Regions from separate parts of the Homo sapiens genome. Here all the other regions are linked to region 3. Evidence: chromatin loops called from intact Hi-C (ENCODE). Cell type or tissue: heart left ventricle. All regions are shown on one strand.

Region 1 (2,500 bases), 410 kb before region 3:
CAAACAGAGGTAATTTGACATTCTCTTTTCCTATTCGGATGCCTTTTATTTGTTTCTCTTGCTTGGTTGCTCTGGCTGGGATTTCCAGTACTATGTTAAATAGGAGTGGTGAAAGTGGACATCCTTGTCTTGGACATAAAGATGGAAACAATAGACACTGGGGACTCCAAAAGGGCGGAAGGAGGGAGAGGGACAAAAGTGGAAAAACTACCTACTGGGTACTATGTTCACTATTTGGGGCTCAATAGAAGCCCCAAACTCAGCAGCATGCACTTTACCCATGTAAAAAACCTGCACAAGTACCTCTTGAATCTTAAAAAAAAAAAAAAAAAAAAAATCTAGCCAGGTGTGGTGTGTGGTGGCTCACACCTGTAATCCCAGCACTTTGGGACGCTGCGGCGGGCGGATCACGAGGTCAAGAGATCAAGATCATCCTGGCCAACACGATGAAACCCTGTCTCTACTAAAAATACAAAAATTAGCTGGGCATGGTGGCGTGTGCCTATAGTCCCAGCTACTCAAGGGACTGAGGCAGGGGAATCGCTTGAACCCAGGAGGCAGGGGTTGCAGTGAGCCGAGATTGTATCACTGCACTCCAGCCTGGTGACAGAGTGAGACTCCATCTCAAAAAAAAAAAAAAAAAAAAAAAAAAAAAAATCCTTACAGCTGTTCACGGCTCCCTTAGGCAAATGGTCTCTCTCTCTTTCTCTCTCTGTCTCTCTCTCTTTTCCCATCACATCCTGGGAAGCTGTCTCTTATATTGGCACTCACCTGGATATAAATTATAGAGGCACTTACTCTTCTGTCGTCCCCTGATTTAAAATAAAAAAAGAAAAATAAACAAAGATTCAGGCTAGCTGATATTCCACAGTGTTTTTTTTTTTAAAAAAAAAAAAAGATAGCAGAGAGATTTTTAAAAAACATCTTTGAAGAATATTCATTCATAGCCTGGCTAGCAAAAATGAGAAGCTAGAGGCTGCATACTTAGTCCTTATACACATTTGCTTGACAGAAAATGTTACAACTGGTATAATATGTAGTGTACTTGTAGGCAACTAAGTTCTTACAAAGCTCCTAATTTAGAACAGCATTTCTCAGTGTTTTGTTAAACAATAGCACCCCTAGATACATTACAATAGAGAGAGAAGAGGCTCTTGTCAAGAAAATTTAAACTGCTTTATACCATGTACATACATCTCTTGGAGATTTATAACGTACATTCGGGTAGGAAAAACAATACTAGAAAAGCCACCTTAATTCTTTTTAACCACATTTTTCCCAAAGTTGACAATGAAATTCTTTTTAAACATAATTCTTACTAATATTCTACAGAACCTGTGTTTTATTAAACTCCCCTTTAGGAATCACAAATTTAGAGCATATCTAAACTGCACTAGAAGAAAAGAGTCTAATCAGATTAAAAGCATTTGGCATTCATTTCTAAGATTATAAATTATGTATATTTTTCCCAATTAATCTAATCCCCTTGGCTTGCTATAATGCTTGCTACTACTTTAAAGTAAATGATATCCAGCGGCTTTATTGTTCTTCCACACATATTCTTCCACTGAAGTAACTGAATGATTCCACCACCACAGGTGATCCAAAACATAAGGTGTATGCCTTATCAGAGAATGAGACACCAAAAACTAGCTCACTCTCGTTGAACTGTTGAAGTCAACTGTACATCAACTATTTGAAAAATGGAAAAACTAGAGCAAATTCTTTGGAGACATAAACAAACTTTGCTAGTTTGCTTACTCATCCTTAGGCCTGTCCTCATACCTCAGCCCTTTTCCAATTCACCTCACACCAATCATATAGTCATTTCTTTCTTCAGCAGGCAGTAGGTTTATAGATTAAATGATGCTTGGTATTAAAATATCTGGAGGCTGTCACCCACCCACAGAGATTATTGAGGCAGGATCCTTTACCTCAATGAGCTTAAAAACTAGAAGCAGAGAAAATGCATAAACAATGAATGGAGTAATACCCATTATGGTAGGAGTTTCTAGGAAGTTCTCTGCAAGCCCGGTGGAAAGTGGCTCAGTGCTATGAACTGAATGTTTGTGTCTCCCCAAACTTCACATGTTGATATCCTAACCCCTAGTGCAACGATATTAAGAGGTGGGGTGGGAGATAATTTAGATCATGAAGGTACAGCCCTAAAACAATGGGATTTGTGCCTTTCTAAAAGGGACTCCAGAGTACTCTCTTGCTCTCTTTCTGCCTGAGGAACCAAGGAGAAGTCAGTCTGCAGCCTGGAACAGGGCCCTCAGCAGACCCTGACTATGTGGGCACACTGATTTCAGACTTCTGGTCTCTAGAACTGGGAGGAGTAAATTTCTGTTGTTTATAAACCACCCAATCTACGATATTTTATTACAGCAACCCTAATTGACTAAGATTCTCAACCTCGGCCAGGCGCGGTGGCTCATGCCTGTAATCCCAGCACTTTGGGAGGCCGAGGCGGGTGGATCACGAGGTCAGGAGATCGAGA
Region 2 (2,500 bases), 420 kb before region 3:
TGAAAGAAACCAATCTGTAAGAGCTACATGCTGTATGAATCCAAATATATGACATTCTGGGGAAAGATGAAACTATGGAGACAGTAAAAACATCAGTAGTTGCCAGGGATTAAAAGCCAGGAAACAATGAGTAGGCAGAGCACATGCATTTTTTAGGACAGTGAAACTACTCTGTATGATCCTATAATAGTAATTACATGTCATTATAAATTTGGCCAACCCCGTAGAATGTACAATACCAAGAGTGAACACTAACGTAAACTATGGACTTCCAGTGATTATGTGTCAATGTAGGCTCATCAATTGTAACAAATGTACCATTTTGGTGGAGGATGTTGATAGTGGGGAAGGTTGTACATATGTAGGGGGAGGGAGTATATATATATACCTTCTGCTCAATTTTGCTGTGAACCCAAAATCACTCCAAGAAATAACATCTATTAATTTTTAAAAAGGAAGAAAGAAAAAAGTAAATGCCTAATACCATGAAGTTGCTGTGACAACTAATATAAACAAAATACATAAACACTTAGCATATAGTCGACACTAAATAAAAATTAGTCTTTCTGTTTCTTTCCCTCTCTTTTGACCATGAAAAACACAAATAAGAACACAATTTTAGTACTTGTAACGATGAAGAGATTATGTAACATGTAACAGTATTTATAACTCAGTCTATTTGCCCATTAAAATATTATAAATTAGAATCTATTTTAACAATGTATACTCTACAATCCACAAATTTAATCACGTTTGTTGAATGAGTGACTGAATAAATAAATAAGTCACAAACTCTTCTCTTTTCTACAACACTCTTTTTGCACTTGACTGCTGTTCTTCGTGTATTAGTGGACAGAGGACAGGACCTTGATGTCTGAATTTACCAGCTACATGAGCTTGGGAAAGTCACTTAAACTCTTTGTACCTCAATTTTGTCATTTGTCAAACCAGCAATCATTAAACTCTTTGAGATAATGGCTGGGGAATACATAGTACTTTGCTTAACATATAACTACCTAATAACATTACCTTCCTTCTTTCTTCTATCCTTATGATGTTTCCATTTGACCCCTAAAATTTTGTCTTCTAAATATAAGAATTTTTTTAGAGGTTTCTGGTACATGCAAATTGCCCCTGGTTATCACACATTGTTTTTCAGGTAAACTGGTTAATCACTAACTATCAAAAGTAATAAATTCCAGCTACGTTTCAGAAAGTTAATTGTAAAAATATGGATGTAGGAATTCTGACATAATCTTGGAATTCATTGATAAAAACCCAGGATTTCCCATATCTACCAGTAAGCAGAAGAGGGAGCTCTAAGCCTGGAATTCAAACTCCAGCTTTCTTAAAGCTAAAACTTGATCAAATTTTTGAACCTGTATAAACAAACTCTAAACCAAAAATATCTAAACTATATAAATTCAAGAAGACAGCAAAAAATTCTGATCCATCATCCAAGGATTTAAATATGGAATAATTTATCTTTTGTCCCAAACTCAATATAAACTCCTTTAATGCCATTAACATGAAATGCTTGCTTTCGAGGCATGTTTATTTTTAAAAGTCCACTGATATATTTAAATACATACAAGTATTTGTAAGTTTTTCCTATGTATGATAATATAGCCTTTTTGTGTATAAAAATGTTTGAGAATTTGTAAAGAATGGGGTCATTTTTCCCTTTGTTACAACTTTCTTCTAGTCTAATTCTCTGTGTTGCTAAAATTTACAGACACATTCCTAAGGCTATACAAATGTCGAATCTCTATGATTCTTGGCAGAATTAGTCTTTTATCCATTTACGGTCAAATCTGACTGATTCTTATTGTTTTTAATAGCTATATCTATATTTATCTTTCTCCTTCTCTCTCTCTCTCTCTCTAATTTTATCAGTTCAGACCTCACAATCTATATATTAGTAATTTTTCAGACATTACCAGAAACTATGAAAACCATAATTATTTCACAACTTAATTCCAGCATAGTTACATACAAAAGAGAAGGAGTAAAGGGTTAGAGCATGTACTACTTCAGTCAATTACATTATCTGAAGCACCAAGAAGAGAAAAAATTCATCTCCATTCAATCAATATTATGGCTTAATCACATTTTCTATAAGGATGTAAAAATGAGGGACTGGGGATTTGAAAATGGCTCTGTCACTATCTCTGTGACACTTGAAACATAGAATTTTGCTTAACTTTTTAATGAGAAGAATAATTACTATTATACAAGGCTGTTGGGCAGATTAAATGAGATAATATATGTGTACAAGTTTCTTACACAGTGCCTGTAACACAGCTGCTCAATATAAATGACTGTCTTCTTTTCTAATTTTATAAAGCCTCTATCATTAAAGTTTGCGCTTTAATACAAACCAGGCTGGGTGCGGTGGCTCACGCCTGTAATCCCAGCACTTTGGGAGGCCAAGGCGGGCAGATCATGAGGTCAGGAGTTCGAGACCAGCCTGGCCAACATGGTGACACCCCATCTCTAC
Region 3 (2,500 bases):
CCAGGAGCTACCCTTATCCTCCAGTCTTCTCCTTTATTTATGAGTTACTCCAGTATCCTTCCTTTATTTCTGAATTACTCCAGTACTCTCAAAAAGCTTCAAATTCCTTCACCACCTTCATCCCATACCTTTTAATCAGCCTCAGTTCTTCTAACCACAGAGGTTAGGCTCTTTGAACGGAATATGGCTATAAAAACCATTTTTGGCAATATAAAGGTCTTACATAAAATAAAATAGTGAGTTGCAGGAAAGCAGTGAAAATAAAATTGGACATTTGTGTGTATATTTATTTATTACTGGGAGAAAAAAAATGTTACAGAATACAACCACTTCCAGAGCAAACCACATTTGCCAATGTCAACAATCCACTCTTATAAATAACATCACCATCTTGAATGGCTTGTTCAGTTACAGAGTGGTAGCATCACACTACCCTTAGTAGGAAGGAATTTAGCTTATGTTGTACATGCATTCTCCCTTGTTTCTTTTTCATAAATTTCAGCAAGAATACTTGAGAAAATACTTTATATTTTCACAAATTAACTGTGTCTTTATAGATTCCTTTTCTCTACACTATTGCAGAAACACAAGTTTGCCAATTACTTCCAGTTGAAAAGAATGAACTAAATCATATGTACATACAGGTATATGAACATCTCAACTGTAGAATGCAAACATGAAAGTCCTGCTCTGACAGGAGACTATTTTATTCTCTTTAAAATGACACACCTAGAACTGAATACAGTGATATATGTATGATCTGACCAAGGTGGAAGAAAATGGAATCATCACCTTCCTCATGCTAGATACTATATTCCTTTAAGTGCAGTGTAAGACTGAATTGGCTTTTTGGTGATCACATCCAATTACTAAGTTATTAATAGGCTTCTTTTTGTTCAAAATCACCATATTCTTTAAAAAACAAAACAGCAAATACGTTGTTGCTCTCTTCCTGAAACTGAACTATGATTTTCTGAATCTAGGCTGATTGATATTTGTTAATCACACAATCAGAATAGCATTTTTGAAACCTTGTAGAGAGTTAATATTCTTTGTTTGGCAGCACATGCCAGAATCATGCCTTTTTAATTGAACCCTCTGAAATCAACATGGCTGAGGTCCAGGGTACACAGCTGAGTATGCCAGCCTTTCCCTTCCTGGCAAGCGATGAGCCCTGACACTTCCACTTCTATACTGAGTTTCACCTTGTTGTTCAGTCATAGATTTAGAGTGACAGCTTCCCTAGCCTCTTCCTCTGTTAGCAAAATATGTCAAAAATCTGCCTAAAGTGCCGAGCTGAATGAAGCTTTCAGCAAATATTTTGTGTCAGTTTTGTGACAAGTAACTGGAAGGTATTATTCATCATTCAGACACTGATGAGGCTGAAGAGTGTAGTAGTCAACTGAAGACCAGATCCAGACTGGGTTTCAAACCCGGCTCGCCATTTATTAATACTAGCTGTGGAACCCTGAGCAAGTCATTTGACCTCTTTGTCCTTCAGGTTTCTCATCTACACAGTGGGGTTAAATATTGGTACCTACCTAAAGGGATCATAGGGATTAAACAGTTAATACACATATAAAGTGCTTATTATTGGCACATAATAAGCACTTTATAAATCTGCCACATAATAAGCACTCTATAAATGTTTGCTGTGTTTTTCATTTTCTCCTTCTTGTCATACTTACTCTATGATAAAGTTCCATTCTCTTTGTAATCTCCAAGTTCTTTAGCAACTTTAACCCTCCCAGACACAGGCATACCACGACTCTGCCCTCTGTTTCAATAAGGTTTCCCCTTTGCAAAGGAATATGACCTGCCACCATTATATTCCAGCTTCAAGTTCCACCTCACTAGATCACAGTGATCCTTATCAGACATCATTTATCAACCTGCATTATCAACCTGCATAATATCAAGTGTATGTTAATATGTTTAGGAATGAGGCCAGACTACAAGTATTGCTTTTGGCTCCTTTCTAAATTTGTTTCTTCTATGCCCTCATTCTCCCTTTCATCTTAATACCTACTTTTCTCCAAAACAATCAGCCTTCCAGGTTTATCAAGTATAGTTGGTCCTCCATATCTGTGGGTTTTGCATTAACGGATTCAACCAACCATAGATAAAAAAAAAAATTAAAAAAAAAGATACAAATAAAAAACAATACAGTGTTATCAACTATTTACATAGCATTTGCATTATATTAGGTATCATAAGTAATACAGAGATGACAAAGTATATGGAAGGGTATGTGCAGGTGATATACAAATACGACACCATTTTATCTTCAGCATCTGCAGATTTGGTTATCTATGGGGGTCCTGGAACCAATACCCCATAGATACTGAGGGACCACTGTATTTTTTCTCCCTCCTACTTTAGTTTAGAGGCTCACTGATGTAGCCAGCAAGGGCAAATGAGGTTTCCTGGTTCTCATTAGGCAAATTCCACTCAGAGCCAAGAAACCCTCATTTAATTATCTTAATGCATGGTTCAGACA

What was found. Hi-C counts contacts between places; a loop is a spot of excess contacts. Peaks named below come from ENCODE experiments on the same cell type or tissue, not always from the same donor. Only the 100,000 strongest peaks of a DNase experiment are listed, where the experiment ranks them.
Region 1: a loop joins it to region 3, with 4 times the contacts of the local background. A loop is called at or near these places in 16 of 110 quality-filtered maps.
Region 2: it touches region 3 in a loop (4-fold over the local background); 16 of 110 quality-filtered maps call a loop at or near these places.

The regions. Positions count from the first base shown.
Region 1 is chr6:124,883,640-124,886,139 of GRCh38, forward strand. No RefSeq gene overlaps it. Among named protein-coding and RNA genes, the nearest start is that of RNF217, 78 kb to the right of the region's middle. In heart left ventricle, no CTCF peak of the experiment used is centred here; no DNase peak of the experiment used is centred here.
Region 2 is chr6:124,869,498-124,871,997 of GRCh38, forward strand. No RefSeq gene overlaps it. Among named protein-coding and RNA genes, the nearest start is that of RNF217, 92 kb to the right of the region's middle. In heart left ventricle, a CTCF peak has its summit at 1,311 (motif pointing right); no DNase peak of the experiment used is centred here.
Region 3 is chr6:125,293,990-125,296,489 of GRCh38, forward strand. The region is part of intron 3 of HDDC2 (HD domain containing 2); the gene reads right to left. Among named protein-coding and RNA genes, the nearest start is that of HDDC2, 6.7 kb to the right of the region's middle. In heart left ventricle, no CTCF peak of the experiment used is centred here; no DNase peak of the experiment used is centred here; H3K27ac peaks cover 1,490 bases.